Linked DNA regions of Homo sapiens: region 2 is linked to region 1. A link is a loop called in an ENCODE intact Hi-C map of the cell type or tissue named here. Cell type or tissue: heart left ventricle. All regions are shown on one strand. Each heading gives the region's core, and the rest is flanking DNA. Links, peaks and the distances in the headings are about the cores only.

Region 1 (15,004 bases), core at 1,328-9,327:
GGACACAGAACTGCAAGATCCAAAGTGCACAGTCTCAGCCCAACAGACAGCTTTGCTTTTTCCAGGAATCAACTGTAGGGGAAGACGAGACGGAAGCTGCACCTGGAGACTGCATGTGCGCCACATACCCTGTGGGACACACCCTTCAGCAAGGGCTCAGAAGGTGGGAGCACTGCCTGGATACTGGATGGTGCTGAGGAATGACTTCCTGTTTCCTAAGGCGACAGTGGCAGTACGGTTCTTTCTGAATGGCTCTTATCCTTTAATGATACATATGGAGATATTTACAAATGAAGTGATATGATGACTGAGTACAGCTTCAAAAATTACTTGGAAAGCCAGCATGTTAGGCAACAACCTCTGGACAAGATAGGAGTATTTACACTGAACATTAAAATTCCAGCCTCCCAGGCACAAAGTGCTGAGCCTCCTTAAGAACCAGTGCTCAGCACATGAGGGCTGAGTGAGCCATGCACCCGACTGTGCATGCATACAGTGCACACACAGAACACGCAACACACAGCAGGCATGTACCTGCATGCATGCACAGTATACAGAGCACACATGCACGCACATGCACAGCACACACAGAGTACACATACATGTACAGTACATGCACGCTCCACACACAAGACATGCACATATACACATGCCCATGCACAGTACACACAAGGTACACATACAGCACATATACATGCATAGTACATGCAACACATACACCACATGCACAGCACACACATGTGCATACACACACAACACACACAACACACACATGTACTCACAAGTACACACACATGCACATGCACATACACAGTACAAGTACATGCATAACATATGTACACATAGCACACATACTACACACAAATGCACAATGTGTACAGTACATGCACACTACACACAGCATGCACATGTACATGCACGGTAAACATACACACCTGTGCACACACACACACGGACATGTACAATGGGTGCAGGTGGTAGCCAGGGCAGCTGTGTGTGCATAGGAATGTGTCTGAATGTGGTGCATGTTGTGTTCCAGGAAGTGTGTGGACCTGGGACGGACACTGCCCTTCCTCCCTCCCTGCAGCTGCCGAGTGGAGGCCAGCAGCTCCTCCTTGGTGCGAGGCCAATACGGATGGATGACCCAGAGCTTGTTTGTGATCAGAAAGGCAAGAGGAGCAGCCTGCGGGAAGACTGGGACACAGCGCTGGCTGGCATGGCACTGGGGACATCTTACCTGGGTTAGTTCCTGGGTATCTGCCTCAGAAAGGGCTGGCAGGCTTGTCTGCAGGTGCAGTGCTGTGCCCTCCTGGTCTCCTGCGGGTGGCTCACGGTGCAGGGTACGGCCCATCAGCCCAGATGCTGCAAGGAGAGCAGATGGTCAGCAGTGACATCTCTCGGAGTTGCAACAACCCTCGTGTGCTCTGGATGGCAGAGCGTGGTCTTTGAGGCGGTGTTCCTCCCGCCACCACACGCAGGACTGCTTCCTCTCTCGACCTCTGTGAGCCTTGCCTTGCCACCCGGCCCCGAAGGATTAGGGTCTGCAACACTGCAAACAGACGGTGGCCACTCTGTACCTCTCAGAGTAAAAGCCCTACATCCCAAGTGGTTTTATTTTATTTTATTTTTGAGAAAGGCTGAAGATTTGGAGTAAAAAACACAAGAATCATTGAACTCTGGTGAAATGCACATCACACACGACTGGGGAACTGCAGCGACATCTGAGCTACTCTGCAGAAGGCTGAGGTTCTGGAGAGCACAGGAAGTGGCCCACAGCCCAGGCCAAGCACTGCCACACGTCTGCGCCACCGAGGTGGGAGGTGAGTCAGAGCTGCCCGTGGTCAGGCTCAGAGAGGACCTGGGTGTTTCCACCCTGTGGTGAGCCTCAGGGCTCCAAGCCACCTGCCAGAGGCAGTCTCGCTCCGCAGAAGGTGGCCCAGTGTGCCTCCTGCAGAGGCCACCTGCCCTTTATTTACAGAGCAGCTTCAACAGCAGCCTTGACACCCCGGGGCCCAGATAAGGGCGCAATGTTGTTTGCTCTTCTGCAGCACACGCAGCTCCCCTACGTCTGGTGCAGCCGTCATTTACGAGGATGTCAGGAAACAGGCAGGGAGAGTGCAGCTGCAGTGCCAGCTCCTGATGGGGCAGGCAGGCAGGTGGGTGGCCTCAGCATCCCTCCCAGGTTCCTACCTCAGCCAGCAGAGCCCGTACCCTCCTCAATCCTGATGGATGCAGCCCGGGAGCAGTGGCTGAGCGTGACATCAGAAAAGGAGAGGAAAGGGGGGATACCTGGGGGTGCACTCTTGCTGGGGCCAAGGGCATACCCCCTCTAGCCTATCACTCCCTAAATGATCTTGACAAGCTCACCTTCCAACCCCACCCTCCACAGGAGAGATGCCACCTCCAAGATGCCACCCCCGCCAGCCTATCAACCCCCAAATGATCCTGACAAGCTCACCCTCCCTGACAGCACCCGGCTGAGCAGAGAAGGACCAGCCTTGCCCAGGGCCACAGGGGACTGAGCACAGGGATGGCCCTAAAGAGGGAGCAGCTCCAGGCCCAGCAGATGGGTGCGAGTGCAAGTGGGGAAGTGGGGTGAGACTCAGGTGGGAAGTAAGGGGCTCCCTTCACAGATAGCACCAGCGGGACAGATTGCCCAGTGGGCTGTTTTCCTATCCCACTCTTCAGAAACAAACTCTGGTTACAACCAACAACAATTTCACAACCTAGGTTTGCAACACCCAAGCTGTATGTGGGTGCTCTCTGGGAAGCTGCGGCCCACTACTGTGCTTCTCTGAATTTGTGCATTACCCATAGGAGCCTGCAGGCCCTCACATGAAGCTGCTCACTGAGGAGCCCTTCTCTGAAACACTGAGCCACAGTGCACAGGCCAAGCTAGGCTGGAAGACACAGCCACAAACTCAGAGGATGTGTGCCTCTGGTGACCTGAGATCACAGGGTGGCCCCCGTCCACCTCGCAGCACCAGCACAGCCTAGGCCACAGGAATGGAGGGGCACAAACTGCCCAGCCTGCGCTGCACCAGTGCCTCCTTCCTCCAAGAGCCCCATACCCCACCCCGCCCTGCCCAAGGCTCTCGTAGTCTGGTCTGCAGTGTGCTGTCTGCAATGTGCTGTGTGATGGTCTATAAGCCTGCTATGTGCTGGTGCCCTTTGACTTGCTGGGTGTTGGGAGCTGAAGGACTGTGTGCTTTCCTCAGCATCTTCTCAAGCTGCAATTCCTTGGCTACAATGTGGGCTTTAAAAAACAACAACTATTTATTTTGTAGAGATAGCATGTCACCTAGGTTGGTCTCAAACTCCTGGCTCGAGTGATCCTCTTGCTTCAGCCTCCCGAGTAGCTGAGAACACAGGCATGCAGCACTACGACCTGCTAATTTTTGTGTTTTTGTTTGTTTTGAGACAGAGTCTTGCTCTGTCGCCCAGGCTGGAGTGCAGTGGTGTGATCGCGGCTCACCACAACCTCCGCCTCCCAGGTTCAAGGGATTCTCCTGCCTCAGCCTCCCGAGCAGCTGGGAGTACAGGTGCACACCACCACACCCGGCTAATTTTTTTTATTTTTAGTAACATGGGGCTTCACCATATCGGTCAGGCTGGTCTTGAACTCCTGACCTCGTGATTCGCCCGCCTCTGCCTCCCCAACTGCTGGGATTGCAGGTGTGAGCCACCGCGCCTGGCTTAATTTTTGTATTTTTTTATAGAGACGGGGGTCTTAATATGTTACCCAGGCTGGTCTCGTCCTCCTGCACCCAAGTGATCCTCCCACATTGGCTTCCCAAAGTGCTGGGCTGCAGGCATGAACCACCGTGCCCAGCCGACACAGGCTCTTCAGGGCAGAGCCCCTGGGCCTCCCTACCTACGACATGGCTTTCATTTCAGCACCTGAGGCTGCGTGACAGAGACACTCAGGCCGTTCTGGAATTTTAACAAATAGGACTTTGCTTAAACACTCAGAAGGCTGGACAGAATTCTTACGCCTCAAGCCATGGATGTTTCTGCTGGGCGCGGTGGCTGGGATCCTGGTGAGGCTGCATGCTGCCATCTCCAGAGCCACAGTGCTCGTGGAGCTGCTGAGTCACTCTTTTTAACATTTCTTCCAGGAAAGCTTAATTTGGTTCTGTAAGGATGGTTTCTGCCTTGGGGTCATGAGTGACTGCAATTAAACAAAAGCATCACAGGTGGTTCACAGCAAGAAGGGTGGGGTGACTCGACTGTCCGGGAGTAGGAAGTGTTCCAGACACCTATGCACAGCCTTGCTGGCCTGGGGGTGCAGGAAGCCAGCCCAGGAAGAGCCCAGGGCACACTGCTGGCTGCAGAATGTCTTGGTCATCTGGAAAGAGAGTGCCCTGAGGCCACAGGCCCCTGTGCAAGACACAGCTCTGTCTTCACTGCCAGTGCTGAGGAGGGGCTGCCTGCACCTGCCTGGGAGCGGGGACCTGGGCCACCAGCCTGTCTGTCTCCAGCAAGCCCCTTCCCTCAGCCCTGGCCTCCAACACTCACCTGTCACCCAGGAAAGGCCTCTGCTGGGCCTAGTGGGCCTGTGAAGCTAGCGCACAGGTAAGGACAGCGTAGGGAGCTGAATGGAGGAGACAGCAGCTTGTGTGCTCCATCTCCCACTCAACCAATACGCACGCGCAGGTGGGGGCTGAGCGGCATCCTCTGATAGGCTCCAGGCCAGCTGATGCAGTACCCCCAGGCTCCCCAGTCAGCCCAACCCGAGCCCGCGGTGCCACAGCAGGCTCCTGGGTGCTTCAGCTCCAGTGGGAACTTCCCTGCCTCAAAAGACGCCTGGCACTAACGAACTGCAGAGACAACCTCAGCCACCCCAATGCTCTGGTCCTTTACTAACTGCCCACTGCATCCGCCTGCCTCCTGCCCTGTCCTGCTGCTGGTGCTGCTGTGCAGACAGACACACGGCCCGGGGAAGCAGAGGTACAGGCAAGGCTGTCATCAGGGAGCTGGAAGCCCAGGCAGGCCTTACCCCCAAGACAGGCAGTGAGTGACAAAGAAAAATCTCAGTGATCAAACAGCCTTCAAATACGCTGTGCACAGCAGGGTAGAGGCTCACGCCTGAAATCCCAGCACTCTGGGAGGCTGAGGTGAGAGGATCACTTGAGCCCAGGAGTTCAAGACCAGCCTAGGCAACACGGCAAGACCCCATAATTAAAAAAAAAAAAAATTAGCTGGGCATGGTGATATGTGCCTATAGTCCCAGCTACTTGAGAGGCCAAGGCAGGAGGATGTCTTGGGCCCAGGAGATTGAAGTTACAGTGAGCTATGATTGCACCTCTGCACTCCAGCCTGGATGACAGGGCAAGGCCCTGTCTCTAAAAGAAAAAAATAAATAAAAAGAAAAAGAAAATACTGTGCATGTCCCTTGGTAGGATGTGTGGGAAGGAAACCTCACCCTGTGGCCTTCCTCCCAAACCACAGCCCAGGCCGACTGCAAGAAAATCTGAGACAGAGGCTGCTGTGCAAGCCCTGGCCCAGCCTCCAGAAGGCTGTCAGAAGCCACAGGGCCCAGAGACATGTGAGGAGGGTGATTGTGCGGTCCTGGGTGCTCCTCAACGCAAGGACGAGTGTCTAGAATAAAATAAAACGTGCACTTGGCACGCAGCCCTGCAGAGGTCTCTGGAAAGGCTCCCCGCCCCGGGTGTCCCTCCCTGACAAGCGCCCATCCGGTGTCGCGAGGCTGCCACCCTGTGGCCACACGTGCACCAGCGCTCGTCCCAGAGGCAGGGATTTCTGAGACATCCGTCATGGTTTCCACCTCCAGGGAGCCCACAGTTTCCAGCTGAGAGCAGTAAACACAGGGAAGCTGGCACAGAGTCCCTGTGCCTACGCATGGACAACAGCAGCAGGCGGCAGGCAGAGGCAAGGCCTCAGAGCCACAAGTGCCCCACAGACTACTGAGCTCCCATCAAACGGGGCGCCGCCTTCTTGCTAACATAGCACCAGGCAGGGCACCACACGCTCCAACCCCTGCATGGAGCCTCTTCAAGAACACCCTCTGGAGGCACAGCTGCCCCCATGAGACCAGCACTTACCTGGACAGGCCAGGTTGCCCATGGGGGTGAAAGTGAGCACGGAAAGGTGGCACAACAGTCCCCCACAGGAGCAACAGTCCATCTCACACATGCAGCAGGTCCCTGTGGGACTGTGTGCTGTGTGTGCCACATGGCAAGATGGCTGCCCCAGGTACTCAAAACACCACGGGCCGGGTGCAGCTGTGCAAGTGAAAAGACGGTGCTCGCTGTGGCTACAACCCACACTCAGGTGACCTGAACTAAGGGGGCCCTCCTAGCCGAGCAGGGAGGGTGACGCCATCAGTCCTGAATCCTGAATGCACGTTGAGGCCCCCAGAAAAGGTGATAGCCCTCTGACCTCAAACGGCACAGATTGCAGGAACCCACTTACAAACACCAGCCTGCGGAACACAGGAGTGCTCGCCACCACGGTGCAGCCAGGTCGGCAACATGGCAGGGCCACTAAACACACTGAGTGCTTCTCTACTGGGACCCTGGAGAGCAGTCCTGAACTCCACAGAATGTCACAAACTTCCTGCCTGACGCCACACATACCCAGGGACCCCTCTTCAGTCCCCACACCACCAGTCCACAGCACGTCACATACCTCCTCCCTGAAGCCACGTGCAGGAGTACGCCTGTACCATTTACCTTGAATGTGGGTGAAGACCTCTGCTTCCTATGCTTCTGTAGCCTGTCTCCCACTAGGACACTCGGGTTCAGGCCTGCACTTTAGTGACAGCAGCTCATGGTGACCTTTGATCTCATCTTGATCAATGGATTTCATTACATTTCACACCACATGCTCCATTCCATAGGGGTCAATGCCTCTCTTTGCAACCCCTGACTTTAAGACATATACAGAAAGGTGGTAGGTTTTCTGTGATTCAACTACGTGCTGCATATCTAAGGTGTGCACCTTTCATTTTTAGGGTGTGTATTCAGCCCTGGGGCTCATGGGACTCAATCTATTATTATGTGTATTTCTTTCCGAAACTTGAAGCCATCTGGAATAGCAAGCAAAACATTTTCATGTTAGAGAAACAGGTTATAGGAACTGAAATCTTTCTCTTAAGAGAAAAATTAGAGAAACCGAAAGGGTAGCAAATATCTCTTACTTTTAACAGACACCTGGCATTTAAAATCCTGAAGAATACAGCTTTACATGCTGTACGTATAGACACGCATTATAGTGTGGACGTACATGTCACATACATGCACAATACATAGGCATTGATACACATGTGTACATATGTATACATGCATGCGTATTAGCTATAATGCTAATATTAGAAAATGGAGTCTTTTATGACATTCAGATTTCTTAATCAGAGCTCGAAGACAAACTGCAGGGGAAAATCGGTGGATTTTACCATGGCAAGATAAAAGATTTCTGTAAGGGAGGAAGAGACTCTAGAGGAAGTGGCTATAGCCTCTAAAGCCAGCCAAGGCTGATGGACTAGGATAGTAGGAAAGTCGTGCACATCTGTGGGGGAAGAAAGCACATGAGGAAAGAAGAAAACAGAACAGGCCATCCATAGAGCAAAACCTGCAGGGCCAAAACAAATACAACGCATCAGAGGCCCCACCTCCTAACCAAGGAAAGGGTAAAGGCAAGAATAACACCAAGAGGCCACCAGCCTCCCATCAGACGGGCAGGACCATGGCGGCTCCTAGCACATAAGCCTCGGTCCTGTGCTAGGGAGGAGGTAGGCCAAACGTGGTGGACGTGCCAAGACCCAGGGTGTCTGCCCCTCAGCCCGGCCCCCAGGACAGGCCAGCTGAGCATTCACAATCTACAATGGAGTCTGCGGGAAGGTACCATGGCCACTCCACACACATCTGAGAATGCCACAAACACACAGAACCACGCTGCACAGTTCTCCAACACACAGATCCCTAATAGCATGTTTGGGCGCCAGGCTAGGAAAACCTAGATTAAATGCCCAGGGAAACAAGAGTGGGCAAAGTAGGGGTGATGGGAATGGCCCCACCAGGGGAAGTGGAGATGGTGCCAGTAACAATCCTGAGGTGCTGGTTCCCACATCAAAATGAGGGGAGATGACAGAGACAACAGCAGGAGCTTCCTTTTGCTCTGATGCACTCATTCTGAAAGCCCTTTCTGTGTCGTAGCAGGTTCTGCATCACCATAACTGAGCACCTGAGACTGGGTAATTTACGAAGAACAGACCTTTAGTCAACTGACAGTTCTGTGGGCTGGGAAGTCCAAGGGCATGCCCTGGCTTCCACCAAGGGCTCTCGTGTTGTGGCAGAGACACTCAAGGGGGAAGCGGACACAGGCAAAGAGACAGAATCAGAGGGGCATCCTGCCTCCTAACAACCCACTCTTGGGAACTAATGCATTCCCAGAATTCATCCAGGCTTCCCAGAGGGAGCACTCACTCACTACCATGAGAACATCACTGAGCCACCCAGAGGGCAGAGTCCTTGTGACCAAACACCTCCCAGCCCTGCCACACTGGCGACCAAATTTCCACATGAGCTTTGGTGAGGATAAACTGTATCCAAAGCATGGTACCAACCGCTTTGGAATTCACGCACCTATCAAGTGTACAGTTAACTCTCAGTGATTTCAGATTCACAGATGTCAAGTACAAGGAAAATGGTCTGGAATTGTTTTTATGTATAAACAAACGAGCTGTCTCTAGCAAGCTGGAGGCCAGCAGCTGCTCTAGGTGACGCATCTGTTAGGCATTTCCCACAGGCGTGCTGAGTCTGCCTGTAATTTTAGAAGTCTGTGCACGCGCTCACTGCCTTGTCGGTCACTAACCTGCATGCCAGACTGAGCAGCTCTTCTCTGCGGGGGAAGAGGTTCTTGCGCTTCTGAGCACCAATGCATCTTCTAACAGCTCCATCTTCTTGCTGAACTGCACTTCTAAAATGGGGATAACCTCTGGCATCTTGGCAGATATCAAACGATAGGCCATGTCTGGCTTTCCAATAAACCGCTGGCGGATGCTAATTTCGTAAGGTGAGTGGACCTTGATGTCGTCCACGTCTTCTCTTTCAAACCTGTGCATGAGCAAAGAACTGGAGTCATGTATTTCCAACCCAGACACAAGGACGGTGAGCCTCCCTGGTTTAACGTGAGACTCTGTTCTGTGGGAAATAACAGCAGGAATTTTTATCAGTATCCCTTCTTTCCCAAAGGGTTCACAACTGGTCATGGAGACATCTTCCCTGGGCTTTGTTTCCGGTGGTGTCTTCCAAAGCTTGGAGCTAAAGGGCCACCAAGCAGGAGATTCCAGTTCTGTCAGCAATCTGAAAAAGCAAACAAAACATGGAAAACTGGATCAGTTCATTTTTAAGGAGTAATACCTTTTTTTTTGGAAAACGGTTTTAACCTTTGTAAAGCATGTTGCCATTTTACTCTACTTCATTTCCACAAGCACTCCATGAAGCAGGAGGCACAGGGACTTTTATCTCCAGTGTGAGAAGAGAAAGCTGGGGGCCAGCAGTGAGAACATTCATCTAGATGCAAAGCCAACCAGCAAAAAGACAGCAAAAATGCACACCTTCTGCCTAGAATATCACTCTGCCCACACCCTGCTGCCTTGATCTGGGTCATCTTGATTCAAAATGAAACCTGTACTTACTGTCTAGGGAGCTATCTAACAGACCTTTCTGCAGTGATGGAATGTTCTACGTCTGCGCTGTCCATACTGTAGCAGGCACACGTGACAACTGAAGCTCTGCCTAGCAGGCCCCTTCCCCCAGCCTCAGCCAGACTCAGCATTAGATGCTTCCCCACCACCCACACTCTCAACACCCACTCTCGTCCGCATGCTCCAGATTCCTGTTGGTGCCGACTGCACCTCCTCCTCAGAGTACACTCTGCACCCTGTCTTTCAGCCTCTGCTGGGATTGGAGTCTAGTTGAGCATCTACAGGTGTGGGGACAGAAGCTGAGGAGAACCCGGCACGTCTTGCAGGATGAATCTCCCTAGACTGGGAGGAAGGGCTACCTCTACTGGCCAGGAAGTTTCTGTGGCCTTCAGGGACTCAGCGTCCCCAGCTTCTGCAGACTGCAGCCATGCGTCTACACTGGGGTTCTCAGGGTCCCATTCCTTCTCGGTCATGCCCTCAATGTCACAGCAGATGCCATGCACAGTTAGAATTCAGCCATCTGCAGCAGGAGACTCCAGATTCTGTTTTCACAAAGCTCTGTCCTGCAGCTACAGGAGCTAAGGGCTTCCCTTGGGGCAGATCCAGAAACGTCCAGGCTGTTCCTGGAGCACCCTGAGCTCATTTGTTTCTTTCCCCATGCTGCCCAGCAGGGTGACTGCGTCAGTCAGGTTCTCCAGAGAACAGAATCAGTGGGTATGCTGGGGGGAGAGAAGGAGGGGCTTATTTGAAGGAATGGCTGCCATGGTTGTGGCACTGCACCTAAGCTAACTGCCATGGGCCAGCCTATTAGAATTATTAGCAAGATTACATGGGGAAAATCATGGCTACTTTCACTAACTTCCAGTTGAATGTGGCATTTCCTTCCATCCTGACTGTAGACAGCTTCAGTATTAGTTGAACCTTTGACTGTCACCAACAGAAGTCTCATCACATTAGTTATTGCAGATCTCAATATATCACATTAACCCCTGCTTTAAAATAACTGCAGTTACTAGACCTGCCGTTGGCTTCAGTATCCCATACATCAATGGGAAGACATTATATGACCTCAGCAAGAGTTTACAGTACACATCCTGCATTTCTTATAGGCCATTCTTAGTCAAGATTATGTATCATTATCCAAATTAAAACAAAAGGTGCACAGTTTGCTGACTGGCGTTTGGGATTTTGATGAAGGTAGATGAGTGAGCACTCCGTGGCTTCCTTGCCCTGACTTATCTCTAAGTGACTGTAAGATTTTTGATGCAGTAGATGGATGTGAAATGTCAAAATGGTGCCCTGTGCTGGCTGCACCCAAGATGGTCTGTTTTAGTTGCCAAGAGCCACACTCACACGTTTTCTTTTACAGTGATGACTTTAGGTTTTCTTTTACAGTGATGACTCCTAGCCCTATAGTGAAGCTCTAGGGATGAACGTGGAGACTTCTGGTTCCAAAATCATGCCATAGACACAAGCTGGCTCCACTCCTTCAGCTGAAAACCAGAAACAAAGGCACAGCACCAGCAATATCCCAGAACTCAAATGTGAGAATGGGATGGCCCCTGGAGCCACAGAGAAAGGAACAATTCCTAGAGAGACTAAGGGAATTGAACTTCCACATCTGAGACGTCCCTCATCTGGAGAAAGTTCCCCTGACTCACAGTCTCTAACCTGGAAAAAGTGAGATCGAGGTGAACAACCTGCTTCCCTGCCTCTTGGGCTCCCTGGCAGGAGGCCTGCTCCCACCTCAACCCATGGGAAGCACTGCCAAGGGAGAAACGTCCCTGAGCACAGCCAGAAACAGTGGGGCATGGCAGGACCAGGACGCTCAGCCCTGGGTGCTGTGCACGGTAACTTGGCCTAAGCAGACACCTAGAGCTGCTGTTGGGCAGCAACACGCCATGGGAGGTGCAATCCCCAGGACCCCAGGCAAAAGTCCCTCGCCAGCCTCTCCACATGATTGGGACATCCCCTCCAAGATCTACCCCATTTCAGACAGGCAGCACCCTAACTGTTTGCTGGAAATACACGTGGGCAGAGCCACCACCATCGGGGCACTGCTGAGGATGGTAGGATGCTTCTGAGCAGGCAGAAGGACAGGCAGGAGCCTGATCTAAATGGCCGGGGCCGGGTCCAGAAATATTCTGTGTATCAAAGTGGCACCTGGTCACGCACAGGGGATTTTCTTAAAGGTGACTAATTTGCAAATTAGATCTTAAAGGAAACTGATATTGACAAAGAAAGAAGAAAAATCATACTCATACCTAGGAATCTCAAAACTGAAAGGGGACTGAAGGTCCTCTGGGCTGGGGTCCAATGTGAGTCGCGTTACACAATCCAAAAGAGATGAGAGACGCACTGCTCATGTGACAACTTACTAGGCTTTCAACAACTGTATATAGTCAGAAGTGTTGCTTTTATTAAGCCAAATTTTCTTTCCTATTACTTTACCACTGTTGATTTAAAAAGCCACACTCTGTAATATATTTTAAGAGATTTATTCTGAGCCAAATGTGAGGACCATGACCAGTGACACAGCCTCAGGAGGTCCTGCGAACATGTGCCCAAGGTAGTTGGGTTACAGCTTGGGTTTATATGTTTTAGTGGGACATAAGACATCAATCAATGCATTGGTTCAGTCTGGAAAGACAGGACAACGCAAAGCAGATGCTTACATGTTACAGGTAGATTCAAAGATTTTCTGATTGGCAATTGGTTAAAAGATTGGTTAAAAGATGGCAATTGGTTAAAAGTGGCCCCCTGGCGTTGGGCCACTCAGTGGCCCAGGTTCTCCTCCAATTGTCCCAGACAAACTCCACGTCATTCTGCTGGTTGGTGGCCTGCAGGTGAGCCAGTGCCTGTGGGTGCATTCCTGTCACCTTTAGTTAAGAGTTATTATCTAAAAACCTGGACTCCCAGCATGGGCACAAAGTGAGACTCCATCTCTACAAAAAAATAAAAAAACTAGGCTGGGTATGGTGGCTCACGCCTATAATCCCAGCACTTCAGGAGGCCGAGGTGGATTACTTGAGGCCCAGGAGTTCAAGACCAGCCCGGCCAACATGGCAAAACCCTGTCTCTATTAAAAATTCAAAAATTAGCTGGGCATGGTGGTGTGCACCTGTTATCCCAGCTACTCAGGAGGCTGAGGTGGGAGAATTGATTGAACCCGGAAGGCAGATGTTGCAGTGAGCCGAGATCACGCCACTGCATTCCTGCCTGGGTGACAGAGCGAGACTCCATCTCAAATAAAAGAAAAAAAGAAAAAAAAGAAAACAAAACTAGCCAGACATGGTAATGCATGCCTGTGGTCCAGCTACATGGGAGGCTGAGGTGGGAGGATCACTTAAGCCCAGGAGTTGGAGGCTGGAATGAGCTGTGATCGCGCCACTGCACTCCAGCCCAAGTGACGGAGTAAGATCCTGTCTCAAAAAGTAAATAAATAAAAACCTGGAATCAACTGAAAGGAGTGTCTGGGCTGGAGATAAGGGGAGGCCAAGGTTGTTATGAAGATTAGGTCTTATAGGTGGCCGCACTTAGAGATGACAGATGGCAAGTGTTTCCTATTCCAACCTTCAGGAGGAGGAGGGCATAATGAGGCATGTCTGACCCCCTCCTTCTTTTCATGGTCTGAACTAGTTTTTCAGGATTACTTTGGAATCCCCTTGGCCAAGATGGGATCCATTCAGTTGGCTGGGGTGCTTAGGATTTTACTTTTGGTTTATACAACTAAAGGACCTAGTTTAGCGTTCTAAAGAAAAAGGTCTCAAGTGACAGCCATCAGTTATTTTAGGCAGTCTTGGTCAGCTTTCCTCTCCAGGCAAAACACTTTTGATTCCCTCTCACAGGTCCTGGTTTTAGTCCTCTCAATTTCCTGTGACCCCCTCATTTCCTCAGTGTTCCCCTCAAAGGCCTGCAATGCTCCTGTGCCTCCTGAAGGAGCAGGGCAGGCCACCAGCTCTGATCACAGTGCCGTGAGGTGACCTGCCAAGCACACAATGACATGGGTGCACACACTTTAAAAATCTCTATACAGCCACTGAGGAAAACAGCATGGAGGCTCCTCAAAAAATCAAGGAGGAACCGTTTTGGAAGTGCTGGAAAGGGAAGGGCGTGGTCCCTTTAAATGATATGGAAGAGGGGAAGGGAAATGCTGGGTAGAGGAGGGCGTGGTCCCTGGCTAGGGCTCCACCCTTACGGATGGACAGATGGAGGAAGGTAAAGACAGGCATTTTTGTTTTCCTGCCCAAATGCACTTCCCAAGACCACCCTGGCCTGCCACACCCCCATCCTGTGCCTATAAACACCCTGAGACCCTAGCAGGCAGACACACAGGTGGCCAGACCTCAAGAGGAGCACATCAGTAAAGGGACACAAGGGCAGCTGGATGTCAAGAGGAATGCACACAGGCACCAGCACGGCTGTAGGCCACCAACTGGCAGAATGATGCAGAGTTTGGCTGGGGCAGTTGGAGGAGAGCCCAGGCCACTGAGTGGCCCAACTCCAGGGGAAAACCATCTCCCTTCGGGCTTCCCCATCTGCTGAGAGCTACTTCCACTCAATAAAACCTTGCACTTATTTTCCAAGCCCATGTGCAATCTGATTCTTCTGGTACACCAAGGCAAGAATCCCAGGATACAGAAAGCCCTCTGTCCTTGCAACAGGGTAGAGAGTCTAATTGAGCTGGTTAACACAAGCCACCTACAGATGGCTAAACTAAAAGAGCACATGGTAGCACACACCCACTGGGGCTCCAGGAGCAGTAAACATCCACCCCTAGATGCTGTCGTGGGGTTGGAGACCCATAGCCTGCCTGTCTGTATGCTCCCCTAGGAGGTTTGGGCAGCAGGGCACTGAAGCCAGCCGTGGCTTCAGTGGCTGGCTTCAGTGCCCTGTTGAATGCCCTGTGAGGGGGACAAGGGAACCTTTCCTATTTCAGAACCACCATGATTTTGCAATCCTGCTTGTGGGTTTACACCTGTTCCATGGTGAGCAGGCCTATGTAAAACTGCCTCCGATGTGAGGAAGCTGAGAGGCTGCAGAAAGAGGATGACAGACCCCGCTTCTCAGAAGGAAGCATCTAACAGCGACTTATGGACAGGGAGGCAGGTCTGTGTCTTAGGCAGCAGTGAGATGAGGCAGTGGATCCCATGCCATGGCCCCCAGACCCAGGGTTTCTGCACCACAGGGGACATATGTGTAGGACAGACCCGGCAGGAAAAGATAAGAATGCCCCGTGAACCTGCCCAAGGGCAGAGTATGTGGTTAAGTACCTGCTCTTACACAAGGAACAATAAGTGAGGTAGAAATCTTAGAGGCATCCCCAGAAATGGG
Region 2 (17,158 bases), core at 2,919-10,918, 310 kb before region 1:
ATTTTTAGTGGAGACAGGGTTTCACCATGTTGGCCATGGCTGGTCTCGAACTCCTGACCTCAGGTGATCCACCCGCCTCGGCCTCCCAAGGTGCTGGGATTACAAGTGTGAGCCACCGTGCCTGGCCCCTTTAAAATATATATTTTTTAATGTGAAAAAATGCAGACAGGAAAGAGTGTATGTCAGATACATGCACAGTTTAAAAAGTAATAAAATGGATTCCTGTATAGCCAGCCCTAGGGTTAAGAAATGTACCTTCCCCAGCCTGGGCAACATAATCTCTACAAAAATTTTACAAAGATAGCCAGGTGTGGTGGCACACACCTGTAGTCCCAGCTACTTGGGAGGCTGAGGTGGGAGGATCGCTTGGGCCCAGAAGTTCAAGGTTACAGTGACCTAGTAGGACTGTGCCACTGCACTCCAGCCTGGGTGACAGAGTGAGACCCTGTCTGAAAATAATAATAATAAAAAGTCCCTTCCTGCTGATTCTGTGCTCCTGGTTTGGGCTCCCCACCACCACCGGGGCAAAGATGATGTCTTCAGGCCAAACAGGCGCAGGGGAGCCCAGGTAGTCACACCCAGATTTCTGCCCCTGGAAGGAGACCCACTAGGGAGTTAAGAAGTGTCAGGCAGTGAGTTCCTGGGGTAATTGAGGCCCAGGTGCTCCCCCAACGCTGCCTAGGGAGTAGGGATCCCTTTCTCTCTCCTCTGAGGTCCCTGGGATCAGATGAGGTTTAGCCAAGAGGGGTGGGATGAGCTGACTGGAGGGAGGGGTTTGGGGGCCAGGCTGGGCAGGGACCCTCCAGCCTTCGTGGCCGCCTCCATTGTCAGTCTCAAAGACGCCAGCTCAGGTTGGGCTGGGCTTCTCTCCTCTGGGGGTGGCTGCACCCGAGAACCAGGTCAGAGACAGGGATGCCAAACAACAGAACGGGCTGGCCTCCTAGGGAAGGTGGCTGGAAGGACAGATGGGCTGTCTGGGGCAAAGGAGCAGGAATACCCATGTGGGAGACCTAGTAGGCAGCCATTGTGGCTAGGTGAAGGGGACCCCAGCCCACCTCAGGCCTGGCAGGCACTTTGGTCAACCTCTGAGTGCAGGGCTATGAAGTGTGCGGCATTTGAGCCAGGCCACAGATGTTCAGAGAGGTCTCACACGTACCTGATGTCACACAGCTAGGATGGAACCCCTCTGGAGCTTGACTACTCCATGCCCAAGTCTGCTTATTGCCAACACCTTTACTCTTTCCCCAGCCCTGCCCTCCCTCTTGGGGAACAAGCACTTTGGTGCCTCTGCAGACTGCAATGTTATCTTGGATTCCTCCAGTGATGGGGAGCTCACTACTACACCAGGCATCCCAGGACAGAGTTCACCTCTCTGGATATCCTGCCCCACTCTGTCTCCAACATGGTTGCTCTGCCCGCTCTCTCTGTTGGGAGACTCTAGGTGGGCTAAAGCTGGAGAATCACACTGCAAGATGCCAGGGTGTTCTGCAGGGTGGCGCTGCCTCCACCAGAGTCAGTACTTCCTCCTCACGCTCAGGGCTTAGTCCAAACACTCAACCTCTAAGACCTGTGGCAGGAAGAACTCATACCCTTAAAGACTTCTCTGGGGGGTGAGGTGGGGATAGGACCCTGCTGTCCCCTCTGCCTGGCCCTGTTTCCTTCTTCCCCAGACCCCTACCCAAAGCCTACCCTCTGGCTGGTCACACCACAGGACCTGGAGCACGCCACAGGAATTATTACGGCTATGCTGACTGCATGGGCCCTGGGAGAAGCCCCCACCTCCCAGCTCAGGGTGGCCCTGCCCTGCCTTCTGGGCCTGGGCTGGGGTCTGGGGTCATTCGGGAAGCCGGTGGCCAGTGGTGAGGGTCCCAGCGGCTTGCCTGCACTACACAGTGGCTTAGGAAATTACAGTTGAGTTCCGTGAACTCCAGGGAGTTTGCTCACAGTCGTCTGATTTCTGGTCCTTTTAAAGCATCACCTGTTTCCCCTTATATTCACTCCGGCCTCAGTTTCCCCATCTCCTGCCAGCCCTCCAAACCTCAGATGAAAGCCTAGAGCTGCACATGTCCCTCCCCTGGACTAGCTCTCAGGGGACCTTGTTTTCCCAGGCAGGCTGGCTTCTCAGGGAAAGGACTGTTTTCTCTCTGGTTCCAGCCTATTGTCATGCCTGGGTGGACAAATGGGGAGCCGGTGAGGTGAGCACCCTGGGGAGGGATTGCAGAAAAGCACATCTTGGCTCTTCTTAACCTCTGAGTGACATTTAGCATTTCCTCCCATCTTAAATGCAAGCAGCATTCCCCAAAAGCAGTATTAGCAATACCTGTGGTTTTTGTTGCTGAAATATCAGAACTTTTCATCTCAGAGCTGTTGCATGAAATCTGTAAATATTTTCTCTCTTTTTTATTTTTATTTTTAAAGACAAGGTATTGCTTTGTTGCTTGGGCTGGTATTGAACTGGGAAAATGACCCTCCTAACCCAGCCTCCCAAAATGCTGGCAGTACAGGGGGGTACCACCACGCCTGGCTGGAAATATTGTTTATACTCCTCGATCAACTGGAGTGACAGAGGCGGCCTGGTTTTATCATTTCAGGTGCTAATAACAAAAGAAGTTCTGACTCTGGGTACATGTACCGATCCACTCCTCCTATCAGGATAACAAAATACCTGGCATCCCCAAAGTGACATGCCACAAGTCTTAAAGTGTCTGATGGCACCATTTCCCCAGTCCCGTGCATCACTTATCGTAGGCATTGGTGAAACCCCACTTGTCAGCTAGAGTGGTCCCTGCCTGCACACATGAGCCTTCTGCCTGTCCTGGACTCAGACAGTGGCCCTGACTGTGGGCCTCTGCCTACTTTCGGACACTCCCTTCTGCCCGTGGGACTTGGGCAAGTTGTCTACCTGCCAACTCCCCACCCTAGTACCTCCCCCTCCTTCCTTCCTTCCCTCCCTCCCTCCCTCCTTCCCTCCTTCCTTCCTTCCTTCCTTCTTTCTGTCACCCCAGCTGGAGTGCAGTGGCATGATCATGGCTACTTGAGCCTTGAGACCCCCGGGGGGATCCTGGGGGAGAGGGATCTTTCCGGTCTACTTCCAGGCTGGATGTCAGAACCTGGGATTCTGTAAAGTGACCAACTTTGCCCTACAGCTCAAGGCCTGCCTGGGATCTCCTTGGCCACCGTCGAGACCTGTATCTGAGCTCAGAGCCCTGGGAATGCACTGGGTGCTGCCCCACGGCTTTGAAGAGACATGGCTGAAGGTGTGGAGCTACTTTGCTCTAGGGCCTTTTTGAGTCAGAGCTCTCTGGGGGCAACCAGGGACTGGGAGACAGACGGGGTCTGTGGCAGGGGACACAGCCAGGCCAGTGGCAGGGGCCAACACAGAACAGATTGCATCTCCAAATGTGGAAGCATCTTGGCAGTGAGCTACCATTGCTGTGGGCATACAAGAGGCTAAGCAGACTTTTGACAAAAGGCTCTGCTTGTCGGGGGTTGTTGGCATCAAGTAAGGCTTGTTTAAGGCGATCCTTGTGCGGCAGGAAGTCAGAGATGGGAGAGATGTGTTGGTGAGGAAAGCTGGTTGGGGGGCTTCCCTTTGTCCTTAGAGAATGACTGAGTGTGCCCCGTTTGGGAAGGGCCATGTGGGTGAAGGGGCAGGGGTCTCATCTGGATGAGGCCTGGAGGTGGGTGCGAGAGAGGTTCCACATGGAGGTGTGATGAGGACACCAGCAGGAGGCTGACCAGGGCATGGGGCCATGGCAACGCCTGGGTGACGTCCCTATGAGGTGGCGGGGCTGGGAGTGAGGAAGGGCCAGGCCCCCACGGATGGGGGAAAGGGAGAGGCACATTGTGAAGGTGCCTGCCGGGCTCCTCCTGGGTGAAGCTTTTCTCTTGAGACCCACCTCCAGGTTTTAGGGGGCTGGGGTCTGCACCTCTCTTTCAGGGCTTCCTTTTCACCTTCCAAGCTTCCAGGCAGAGGCTAGCAGGAGAGGTACGCCTGGGCTGGGGGCCTTGTCTCCAAGATGCATCACAGACTCACTCTGTGTGTGACCTTCCCAGCTTGGGGCTGCACGGAGCAGTAATGTCTCAAAATGATACTGGGGACTCCTATAGGGTGGTCAACTTTTCACTACCCCAGAGAAGGACACTAAAATCAAAGTGGCCAGGCATGGTAGCTCAGCCTGTAATCCCAGCACATTGAGAGGCTGAGACAGGAGGATCACGAGCTCAGGAATTTGAGACCAGCATGGGCAACATAGTGAGACCCCGTCTCTACAAAACATTAAAAACTTAGCTGAGTGTCTTGATGTATATATACTCCCAGCTACTCAGGAGGCTGAGGCAGGAGGATCACTTGAGGCCAGGAGTTCGAGGCTGCAGTGAGCCCTGATCATGCCACTGCACTCTAGCCTGCACTGCACTCTAGCGAGACTCTGTCTCCAACAAAAAAAGAACAAAAAACCAAATGGATCTTGTTCCGCATAGGGCAGACAGGACCCAGAGGACACAGCAGTCCACAACAAAGGCACTGGATTCTGAATGGCCCCTGTCTTGTTTGGGGAGAGGGGAACTGTTGGTCCCCGTCTGTGTTCCGAGGCTTGGTGACAAATTCTAGCAAACCTTAGTGGTTTAAAACAGCAGTCCACATAGATGGTCTCTCACAGTTCCTGGGAAGCAGGACCCTGGGCTCCATGGCAACCTGGTTCTGCTCTAAGGTCTCAACTGAGGTGTCAGTGCCTGGGTTTACCTCGAAGGTATTGTAGTGGGGTAGGTTGGGCACCCCCCTTCACATCCAGCTGGAGCCTTGGAGCAGGACCTCCTGTAGAACCAGGGTCTTGGCAGACATCCTCAATGAGTGACGTCGAGACCAGGCCATCCTGGATTAGGGTGGGCCCTGGACCCGTAACAGGTGATCGTCTAAGAGAAAGAGGAGGGGGATCTGAGATGCACAGATCGGGAACCAGCCATGAAGACAGGCCAGAGACTGGAGTGTGTGGCCATGCGCCTGAGGCACCTGAGCCACCAGGAGCTGGAGGAGGCTGTGCAGGGTCCTCCCCAGAACCTTTGGAGGGAGCATGCCCGGGACACCTCAATGTGGGGCTTCTGGCTGCAGAGTTGCGAGGAAATACCTCCCTTGCTGTTGTGAACCACCCAGGTTGTGGTAACTTGCTGTGGCCACCCTGTGATGCCAGTATACCTCCTTCCCTCATGTCTGGTGCCAAGGCCGGGAGAGTCAAATACCTGGGGCTAAAAGCATTGGGGTTCCTCAGATGATCCTCTTTGCACCCCTGCATAGGGTGTCTGCCCACACGGCCTCAGGGTCATGAGTTTTCTGCAGGCAGCCACCTGACCTGTCCAGCCGGACATGTGTCTCCCCCATGGGTCAGTTTGGGCAGCAGGTTGGGTCCCGTGTAAGGCTCAGGGCTGCTGGGCTCTGATGTCACCTGTTGCCACGGTGACTCTGGTTGCTAGGATCAGACTACTCCCTTCCTGGGCACACTGTATCCCGAATCCCCAGAAGAACCAAGGGGATCCCCCAGCACAAGGCTCGTTGGGGAGGGAGTCCTTGGCGCTCAGATTTGAGAGAGAGAGTCGGGGCTGGCCAGGGGGCGTGGCTTGGGCAGAGGAGAGTGCTCATGGTGACCCTGGAGGAGACCCTCCCTTCCCTCGTTCATTGCTCCCAAGGCCAGGTGTCTCTAAAGGAAGCCAGTTGTGGAGAATGTTGGTCCTGCAGTGGCGATTAATGCAAAGATGCCCTGAACAAAGCAGGACACACGTGCCTGCCTGCTACCCCTGCCCAGCTGCTGTTCTTGGACGCATGTGCTCTTCTGGTGGGACCCGTGAATACGTGGCTCACGGTCCTGGGGCACACCCCATTGTGTGAGGCTGGGGGTCTTGTGGGGAGCCAGGCCCCTGGTGTGGGTCCCTGCTCAGAAGCCCCACGCAGCCCCTGTTCTGCTGAGTGCGGCTGAAAGCCCCCCATACCCACAGCCCTCTGTCCTCAAATTTTTCTCATTTTAAAAATTGTGGTAAAATACCCATAACATAGGACTTACCATTTTAACCTTTTAAAAATAATTTAAATTTTTTAAGAGACAGGGTCTTGCTCTGTCACCCAGGCTGGAGTACAGTGGCGTGATTTTGGCTCATTACAGCCTCCGCCTCCTGGGCTCAAGCAATTCTCCCACCTCAGCCTCTTGAGTACCTGGGATGGTAGGCACGCACCACCATGCCAGCTAATTAATATATTTTTTCTTGTACTGACTGGGTCTCAGTATGTTGCCCAGGCTGATCTCAAATTCCTGGCCTCAAGCGATCCTCCCACCTCAGCCTCCTGAGTAGCTGGGATTATAGGCGAGAGCCACTGCATCCAGTGACTTTTTTTTGTTTGTTTCTCTAATAGCTGCCATCCTGATGGGGTGAGCTGGTGTCTCATGGTGGTTTTGATTTGCCTGTCCTGAAGGACTCGTGACTTTGAGCGTCTTTCCATGTGCTTGCTGCTGTTTATAGATCTTCTCCGGAGACATGTCTGTCTTCCCTCTCATTCTTGCATGCGGGCGTCCACAGGCTGACCCCTCAGCTGCTCAGCCAGGCCCCTGCTCCTGTCCACAGAGCCCACCCTCCAGGTGCACTCCCTGCCTGCCTCCTGCAGGTTCCTTTCCTGGGCATGGTGGCCCAGCCCTCTCTGTCCCTCACCTCACCTGCTTTCTTCATGGCATGTGCACATCTGACATGGTTACTAGTTGTGTGATTTCTGTCTGCCTTTGCAGTGGACACACCACAGACGCTCAGCCAATGCTTGAACCAGCAGGTGGGTGGGACTATGCCAGGACGGGATGGTGGCTCAGAGAGGGGCTGCCTGGTCTGGGGCCTGACAGGCGGGAGGAGGAGAGGCCTGTAGCACCCATTGGAGGTGTGTGGTCGCCCAGCACAAGAACAAGGGAGGAGGCAGTCAGGCGGGGGCGCTCCTGCCCAGGCCACGGAGCTTTAATTAAAACCCGCCCGGAGCATGACCCCACTCTGCCATGCATTCTTCACTTAATTGGGGCCCTTCAGGAGGGGCCGGCTGAGGTTAATTAAAAAGCCCAGCTGAAGACATTGTTGTCTTCCTAGCATCTGCTGCCAGCATCCGCCTGCCTGTGCCCAAGGCCTGGGCTACCGGGGTGGGCAGAACCATGCCCCAGGGGCCTCCAGCCCCCATGCCTGTCACTGCAGCCTGCAGCCAGCCTGGGCGGGGGACCGTGCTCATTGTTGGGTCCTTCAGTGAGTGCCCCCTCTGGCCTTAATGAAAAGGAGACTCTCCTGGATACCCTGAACTGATGGGCCCCAATGCCCCACCATGGGAGGGCAAGGCTGGCTGTGGGACACCAGAGCACCCCGGCCTGCCCCGGCCTACTTGTTTCAGCTCCTAACTCCTACCCTGGGGGTCTGGGTGCTGCCCACGGCTCCCAGGCGACTGCGCGGTGACCCTGCCCTCTCCAGCTCCTCTGCCCATCACCTGCAGGCCCAGCTACACACCTACACCCGGGAGACCCCTTTCTCAGGAGGCAGGGAGTAGCCAGGGCTGCCGTGGAAGGTTCTGGGTGCCACAGGAACATGCAGAGGGTGGGTGGCCCCGTGAGGGAGGCTGGCACGAAGGGCAGGGGAGGGCTGTCACACTGCCCTCTCAGCGTATGCCCGGGGGCTTGGCCGCAGTGAGGGAGACAGTGGTTGGAGGAGAAGGGGGAGAAAGAAGAACTCAAGCAGTCAGCGAGTGCCAGGCCCCCTTCTGCCCCAATGGGAGGAGATGATAGACGAGGAGGTGACAGAGTGTCACCGTGGCCCACAGGACAGCCACCCGCCCAGAGCCTGGGCACCCATCCGGGTCTCCCAGCGCTGTGGTCCAGGCCCGGAGGCCCCCACAGAGCCAAAGTAGGCAGGTGGTGGGAGGAGGTCCTGTGCACCTGGCACACAGGGGTGCTTGTGATCCAGGAGAGAGATGAACCCTTGGCAACAGCTGGGAAAGATCTAAACAACTGATGCACTGGTGCAATGGACTTGCAGGTGCAGACAGCAGCCATGCTGGGGGCTAGTCAAGGGGCCCCATTTGCTGACTAGGCACATGGCTTGGAGCCTGGGAGCCAGGCATCACACCAGGCTGGTGGTGTGGAAGCCCGAGGAAGCCCCTTGTGCTACACGGCAGGCCACGATGTCCAAGGGGCCGGGGTGGGATTCATGCCATAAAGGTGGAGGCTGCTTATCAGTCCCAGGCAGCAGAAGAGGGGACAGAGGCAGACGCCAGACCTCCTTCCTGACCCTGGACTGGCCTGCAAAGAAGCAATTCAGAGTGGGTGGTGGCCAGCTGCACACCTTTAGGCAGCACTGGGCCAGGATGGCCTGAGCAGAGCCACCTATGGTTAGGCACAGCCCAGGAAAGTGCCCACACTAACGGGGAACACACTGACCTCTGACCCTCCACCTGAGGCAGGCCAAGTGACACAGAAACAGGGAGGGTGACCAGGACTCTGTGTCTGCAGGGTCCCCACGTGATGCTCCAGACACAAAGCACACAAACCATCATGGACACTGAGCACGGTGCCTTGGCACCCCAACAGCACTGTGACCCCTGCACTATCCCCTACACTATCCCTCTACACTATGCCCCACACTATTCCCCTTCACTATCCACCTACACTATTCCCTTCCACTATCCCCACTACACTATCCCTCTACACTATCACCTACACTATTGTCCTACACTATCTACCTGCACTATGCCCCACACTATCCGCCTTCACTATCCACCTACACTCTCCCCCATACTATCCCTGTACAGTATCCCCCCTGCACTGTTCCCCTACACTATCCCCACTACACTATCCCTTTATACTATCACCTATACTATCGCTCTACACCATCCCCCCTACACTTTCCTCCCCTACACTATCCCTCTACAGCACCCCCTATACTATAGCCTGGGCAATATCACCCTACGCTATTGCCCTACACTATCTCCCCTACACTATGCCCCTATACTCTCCTGCCTACACTATCCCCCGTACTCTATCCTTCTACACTATCCCTCTACACTATCACCCCTGCAATGTCACCCTACACTCTCCCCCTAAACTGTCCCCCAATATTATCCACCTACACTATACCCCTACATTATACCCCTGCACTATCCCCCTACACTATCCCCTCAACACCATCCACCTACACTATCCCCCTGCACTATCCCCCCAAACTATCCTCCTACACTATTGCCCTACACTATCCCCCTACACTATTGCCCTACACTGTCCCCTACACTATCACCCCTGCAATATTACCCTACACTCTACCCCATACTATCCCCAAAACTATCCCTCCTACACTATCACCCCTACACTATCCCCCCTACATTATTCCCCTACACTACTCCCCTACACTATCCTCCCTACACTATTTCTCTCCACTATCCCCTACACTATCCTCCTGCACTATCCCCCTACACTATTACCCTACACTATCCCCCCTACAGCATCCCCTACATGATACCCTACACTATCGCCCTGGCAATATCACCCTACACTATTGCCCTACACTATCCCCCTACACTCTTCACCCTACATTATTCCCCTACACTACCCCCTACACTATCCCTCTATACCATCTCCCTACACTATTCCCCCTACACTATCACCCCTACACTATCCCTTACACTCTCCCCCTATACCATCCCGCTACACTATCCCCCCTATACTATCCCTTTACACTATACCCTACACTATTGCTTCTGCAATATCACCCTACACTCTCCCCCTGCACTCTACCCTTACACTATCCCCCCTACATTATCCCCCTACACCATCCCTCTACACTATCGCCCTACACTATCCTCCTGCATGCTTCCTGTACACTGTCCCTCTATACTATCACCCTACACTATCCCCCCTACACTATCCTTCCTGCTATATCACCCTACACTGTCACCCTACACTATCCCTCCTACACTATCTCCCTATACTATCCCCCTACACTATTCACTGTACGCTATGCCCCCATGCTATTCTCCTTACTCTATCCCCCAAACATTATCCCTCTACACTGTCCCCACTATGCTATACCCCTGCACTATACCCCTATGCTGTCTCCCTTACGCTATCCCCCTATGCTATGTCCCCTACACTATCCCCCTTTGTTGTCCCTCCATGCTACTCCCTACGCTATCCCACTACTCTATCCCCCTGACGCTGTCCCCCTACGCTATCCCGCTACACTGTTCCCCCTACACTATCTCCATACACTGTCCCCCTACACTCTCCCCCTACTCAATTCCCCCTACACTCTCCGCGTACACTATCCCCGCTACACTATCCCCCGACGCTATCCCCCTACACTGTATCCTATATTATCTCCCCTACATTATCCCCCTACCCTGTCCCCCCTGCACTCTCCCACTACACTATCCCCCTACACTATCCCTATACACTATCCCTCTACAGTATCCCCCCTACACTATCCCCCCTACACTATTCCCCTACACTATCCCTCCTACACTCTTCCCCTACACTATCCTCTCTATGCTATCCCCCTACATAATCCCCCTATACTATCCCTGTGCACTTTCCCCTTGCACTATCCCCCTACTTTATCCCCTACACTCTCCTCCCTACATTCTCCCCTACACTATCCCCCTACACTATCCTTTCTACACTATCCCCCTACACTCTCCCCCTACTCTATCCCCCAACGCTATCCCCCCACACTATCCCTTTACACTGTCCCCATACACTATTCCCCCATAATATCCCCCTACATTATCCCCCACGATATCCCCCTACACTACCCCCCTACACTATCCCCCCTACGCTATTCCCCTACTCTATCCCCCTACTCTATCCCCCTACACTATCCCCCTATTCTATCCCCCTACGCTATCCCCCTACACTATCCCCCCTACACTATTCCCCCCACACTATCCACCTACACTATCCCCCAACGATATCCCCCTACGCTATCCCTCCTATGCTATCCCCCTCCACTATCGCCCCTAAACTATCCCCCTACAAAATCTCCCCTCTGCTATCCCCCCTGCAAAATACCCCCTACACTATCCCCCTACACTGTCTCCATACCCTATTCCTCTACCCTATTTCCCTTCGCTATCCCTCCACGCTATTTCCCCTATGATATCCCCCTACACTATCTCTGTATGCTATTCCCTTTTGCTATCCCACTACGCTATCCTTTACCTTATCCCCCTATGCTATCCCTGCTACGCTATCCTTCTACACTATCCCCCCTTGCTATCTCCCTATGCTATCCCCCCATGCTATCCCCCCACGCTATCCCTGCTATGCTGTCCCCCTATGCCATCCCTCCTATGCTATCCCCCCATGCTATCCCCCCTACGCTATCCGTGCTATGCTATCCCCCTATGCTATCCCTCCTACGCTATCCCCCTATGCCATCCCTCCTATGCTATCCCCCCATGCTATCCCCCCTACACTATCCCTGCTATGCTATCCCCCATGCTATCCCTCCTACGCTATCCCCCATGCTATCCCTCCTATGCTATCCCTCCTACGCTATCCCCCTATGTTCTCCCCGCTATGCTATCCCTTCTACGCTGTCCCCTGCTACGCTATTCCCCTACGCTGTTCTTCTACCCTATCCCCCCAATCTATCCCCCCCACACTATCCCTCTATACTATACCCCTACACTATTCCCCTACGCTGTCCTTCTACCCTATCCCCTCAATCTATCCCCGCTACACTCCCTCTACACTATACCCCTACACTATCCCCCTACACTCTCCCCTACTCTCTCCCCCCTACAGTATCCCCCATGCTATCCTCCTGTTCTATCCCCGCTACACTATCCTCGTACACTGTCCCCCTACACTATCCCCCATACACTATCCCCGACGCTATCCCCCTATACTACCCCCCCTACGCACTCTCCGCTACACTATCCCCCTACACAATCCCTTTTATGCTATGCCCCCTCCACTATCCCCCTACAGAATCCCCCCTATGCTGTCCCCTACACAGTGCCCCCCACACTGTACCCCCTACACTATCCCTTTACACTATCCTCCTACTCTTTCCCTACGCTATCCCTCCTATGCTATCCTCGTATGCTATCCCCCCTACGATATCCCCCTATGCTATCCCTCCTACGCTATCCTTCTACGCTGTCCCCCCTGCACTATCCCCCTAGGCTATCCCCCCATGCCATCCTACGCTATCCCTTATGCTATCTGCCTGTGCTGTCCCCGCTACTCTATCCCCCTACGCTATACCTTTAGGCTATCCCCCTATGCTGTCCCCCTACACCGTGCTCCTACTACGCTATCCCCCCTACTCTATATCCCTATATGCTATCCTCCTACACTATCCCTCCTACACTATCCCCCTACACTATCCCTTTTACACTATCCCCCCTACACTGTCCCCCTTCACTATCCCCGCTACACTATCCCTATATGCTATCCTCCTACACTATCCCTCCTACACTATTCCCTTTACTCTATCCCCCTACACTATCCCCTTTACACTATCCCCCTACACTGTCCCTTACACTATCCCCCCTACACTGTCCCCCTACACTATCCCCCACGCTATTTCCCCTATGCTATCGCCCCTACATTATCCCCCTACGCTATCCCCCTATGCTATTTCCCCTACACTATCCGTCTATACTATATCCCTACACTATCCCCCTATGCTATCCCCTAACACTATTCCCTATATTATCCCTTTACACTGTCTCCCTACGCTATTCCCCCTACACTATCCCTCTACACTATCCCCCATGCTATCCTCCTTACACTATCCCCCTACACTATCCCCTACACTATCCCTCTACACTATCCCCCATGCTATCCTCCTTACACTATCCCCCTACACTATCCCCTACACTATCCCTCTACACTATCCCCCTATGCTATTCCCCCTACACTATCCCTGTACACTATCCCCCATGCTATCCCCTACAGTATTCCCCTACTCTATTCCCCCTACACTATCCCTCTACACTATCCCCCTATGCTATTCCCCCTACACTATCCCTCTACACTATCCCCCGTGCTATCCCCTACAGTATTCCCCTACGCTATGCCCCCTACACTATCCCTCTACACTATCCCCCATGCTATCCTCCTTACACTATCCCCATACACTATCCCCTACACTATCCCTCTACACTATCCCCCCTACGCTATTCCCCCTACACGATCCCTCTACACTATACCCCCTACATTATCCCCCCACACTATCCCCCTACACTATCCCTCTACACTATACACCCTACATTATCCCCCCACACTATCCCCCTACACTATCCCACCTGTGCTATTCCTCTGCACTACCCTGTCTACACTATCCATTCTTCTACATGCCCTGTACATTCTGGTCTACACTACCCGCCAACACTGCCCCTCCTGCACACTCCTGATGGTTCCCATGTCCAGCATCCCATGTCCTCCCCAGCCTTTGGTGTTGGTGCTGCAGGCTGCCTGCTCCATTGAGGAGTGGCACTGCAGGGCCGGTGCCTCATGCCAGACCTTGGATGGAGTGGGGAGAGGGCAATGCCAGTCTGGCCTCTTGGCCTTCTGCCATGGTGGGGTGAGTTTGGGCAGCAGAAGAAGACAGGAGCCCGGGCACTGGCTCTGGGGCATAGTCTGCCCACCTCAGGTTCGTGAACGAGGGGGAGATACCTGGGGAAATCCACTTTTCCCAGCCACACATCCAGCCCATATGCCTGCGCCTGGACTTCTGTGTTTCCTGCTCCTGCCAGGAGACCGGGCCTTGGCATTCCAGTTTGTAATTCTGCAGCTGGCTGCTGGGTGGGCAGGTGAGGTGTGCTGTTGGAAGGAGACCCAGGCTGTGACCCAGCCAAGAAGCTCTGATCCCAGCTGGGTCTGGAGGGCAGGGCTCCCCATGGGCACCTGAGGGTATGGTGGAGCCTTTGCAGCTTCCCCTGGAGGAGGTCTTTTTGCCGCGGATGCCTCACCTCTTCCTAGAAGCTCTCCTGGGTTAATCACAGTCCCCTGCTTGTGAGACCACAGCTCCTCAGTCTGAAGGAGGCTTCCCCGAGCTGGGCCTGGATGGGATGTCCCACCCCTGCTTCCTCCCTCCCAGCCAGCCTGTGTTTGGGTGGACAAATCCTCCTCATCTTCGCACCATAAACACCAATTTGCAGGGCCCCAAGAGCCAAATGACTGTTTACTGTGTGCTCTAGAGGCTCAAGTAAAAAAAAAAAAGAGAGAGAGAGAGAGAGACAAAAAGAGAGCAAGGAGTCAGCTTGGAGCTAAACAGCAATTAGCACCTTCTGCTGAGCTCCCATCCTGGCCAGGCAGGCGGGTGGTGGCTCCCAGGCTTCAGTGGGGCCCCTTCTGAGGGCTCCCCGGCTGCCATGGGAACCCACTTTTTTCCTGGCGTCTGCAGGGATGCAATCTCAGAATTACAGGAGGATGTTGGAGCCCTAGGAAGTGTCCCCATGCTCACCTCCTCCTGGAAGCCCTCCCAGATGATCCCGAAGGCAGCCACTGACAGCAGTCCAGTTCTGCAGGGAGGAACACTGACCTAGTCCCCCAGACCTTGGAAGTTGCTCCAGGAGGTCATGCCCCTGGGATCCAGGGCTCCAGATCCAAGCAAGACTCCGACAGGGACCTGAGTGCCCTGTCCTGAGGCATCCATCCCTAGGGGTTCAGAGGCAGAAAGGGGGATCCATGAGGGGAGGAGACTGGGAAAGAGGGCTGAGCTGTCCAGGGGAGGGGGTGGGGCCTGTGGGGGGCGGTGGTGCCACTGTAGGGCAGAGGGAACTAGGGCTCATCCCAGGTCGACAGCTGGACCCCAGGGTGGGACTGCTTCCCCCAGGACCCAGGTTGAGGCTGTGTCTCCCAGACCCCAGGGCAGGGCCGTGTCTTCTTATATTCCAGGATGGGGCACATCCTCAGCTCAGTCCAGGCTCAGGGTCTGTACTTGTTTTACCTGGGCCCGCAGCCCAGGGTGCTCCAACGTCTTCTACCCTCTCTGCCAGTAGCCCAGGAATGGCAGGGCCTACAGATGGAAGGGCAGGGTCTCAGGACAGAGCCTGGCAGAGGGCAGAGGCTGGCTCCGCATCCCAGGAGTCCCCCTCTGGTTCTCCCCGTGGACTTTCTCTCATGGCTTGTCACTCCAGGCTTCAGTGCAGGATGGACAGTCCACCCACCAAGCCCCGCCCTGGGCTCGGGGACCTGGGTCCCCCACTCTGATGATGCCAGGCTCTGAGTGCATGGCCCTGATTGTAATTCCTGGTGAGAGGCTATCTGCAGGGGAAAGGGCGGAGGTATCCATCCGGCTGAAACATCGGGGAGGGCCAGGCTGGAGGAAGGCTCCAGGGAATGAAGTTACAGGGTCACCTTATCGGGGGACCTGTGGCCAGGGCAGCCTTGCTAGGGCTTAGGAGTGGCTGATGTCTGACGACGTCTCAGACACTCCACCCCATACACAAACAGGCGTATTGAGGCCTGGACGGCAAGCTGGGCCTGACATCATCTCTGCAATGCCCTGGTCCTTGGAGGACCCCCTCCAAGGACTGGGGTGTGGGACCCCCAAGTCCCAGCTTCTCTTCCTCTTCAGGGGCATCTTTCCCCAGGCCTCGCCTTCCCCCAACAAGAAGCTTCTAGAATGTTCCTTCTTGAGGATAGCCCAAGGGACTGCGGGGAAGCCCTGAATTCATTCCTGGCTGCTCAGCCTGTGTCCTGGAGTTCCCTGGAGGCCGTGACAGACCACATTCCAACCTTGGACAGGCCGAGGACCCCCTGAGCCAAGGTCATCTTTTGGGCTGTGTCAACTCCTGGGGCAGCAGCTGTGCCCCTGGGAGCTGACAGGCCCAGAGCTTGGTCAGGGGTCCTGCCCTCTGCCCTCTCCTCTCCCACCCACTGGAGGATGGTGACGCCAGGCCCACACTAGGGGAGTTAGGCTGGGTGTGGAACCCGGTTGAGAGGGGAGGGGCCGTCTCCACTGATGAGCCTCTCAGGCCCCCACCGACCCAGCATGGTCCAGAGAGGACCCATGATGGAGCAGGGGCAAGGGCCAGGGCTGGCAGGGCCCCGGGGCACACCAAGCCCAGGCTCAGCACTGGGGACGGGCACTGGGCAGTCAGTAAGTAGGGCCTCACCCCCACCCCATGTCGGGCATGGGGACCTGGAGCTGGCCTTGCACCTGCCTGCTGCGGTCCCAGCGTCCTGGGGAGGCCAGGCTGGCAGCCTCCAGGATCCTCCTTGAAGGGAGGAAACTGAGGCCCCAGGATCCTGAAAGTAGGTGTCAGGAGGGGAGTGTCAGAGAGAGGAGGAGTGCCCAAGTTGGGGGCTGGCCACACCCCTCCAGGACTTCAAAGCATGGAGGGTGAGATGTGCAGGGGGCTGGGCAGGGGAGCCCTGGTGGGGTGGGGCCCCACTACCTCCGGGCCTTTTATATGGTTATTCCTGTCCTGTCTCAACTACCTGCGAACAGGCCCACCAGGCGCATTTCCTCCCTCTGCAGGGCGGGTGGGCAGGATGGGCTATAAACGCCCTGGGGGGTGGCTTCTGAGACTGACTTGGAGGCCTGCAGGCTCCGGGGGGGTTGGGGGCTGGGGCTCCCGGGGTGATGCCTGCCCTTGGCAGGTGAGGGAGGCCATGCACCAGGTGCAGCAGCCCAAGCCAGCAGGCCCGTGGGAGGGAAGACCTCCCTTGGCTCACTGCCTTTTACATAGAAAAGAAACTGAGGCCCAGGCAGGAGTGGGCCTTGCTCCTACACAGGGTGAGTTGAGCGTTTCACCTCCCAGCCCCCATTGCCTATAAACTGGGGTGTGTCCTATGGCCCCAGGGGCTGCAGACCAGCCGACCCCCATTCCTCAGAAACACATCCAGAACCTCTTGTGGGGTCACCCTCTGTCTGTGCTAGGGCCACAGTGGGGATGGGGACAGCTGAGACCATCTTCACAGTGGTCCTTCACACCTGGCCTGCAAGGGGACCTTCGGCTCTCCACCCAGATGGCCCCCTGGGTCTCCAGCAGACTGTGTGTCCTCAGGCCAGCACCATCTCCTCTCTGGGCCCCAGCAGCGGAGATAGAGCCTGGGTGCTGGGGATCTCTCTGGGGCCTACCTCAGCTTTGAGCCCCGAGTTGGCCCTGGCCTGGATCTGGGTGTGGGCTCTTGCCCCGGCC

Evidence for each region. Peaks named below come from ENCODE experiments on the same cell type or tissue, not always from the same donor. Only the 100,000 strongest peaks of a DNase experiment are listed, where the experiment ranks them.
Region 2: it touches region 1 in a loop (3-fold over the local background); 29 of 110 quality-filtered maps call a loop at or near these places.

What each region holds. Positions count from the first base shown.
Region 1 is chr1:227,753,317-227,768,320 of GRCh38, reverse strand. It overlaps SNAP47 (synaptosome associated protein 47), which reads right to left. Exons shown (of 5, transcript NM_053052.4): 3 at 8,836-9,326; 4 at 1,238-1,362. Among named protein-coding and RNA genes, the nearest start is that of SNAP47, 25 kb to the right of the region's middle. RefSeq lists enhancers at 1,602-2,351, 2,352-3,101, 5,360-5,449, 5,770-5,919, 6,103-6,853 and 3 more. In heart left ventricle, for the core only: CTCF peaks have their summits at 5,518 and 5,719 (motif pointing left); DNase peaks (open chromatin) are centred at 1,812, 5,690, 6,010, 8,800 and 3 weaker places; H3K4me3 peaks cover 815 bases; H3K27ac peaks cover 4,764 bases.
Region 2 is chr1:228,063,844-228,081,001 of GRCh38, reverse strand. It overlaps LINC02809 (long intergenic non-protein coding RNA 2809), which reads left to right and starts at 4,452. Exons shown (of 1, transcript NR_158166.1): 1 at 4,452-7,093. RefSeq lists enhancers at 5,106-5,606, 5,607-6,107, 16,163-17,136. In heart left ventricle, for the core only: a CTCF peak has its summit at 6,964; a DNase peak (open chromatin) is centred at 5,471; H3K27me3 peaks cover 695 bases.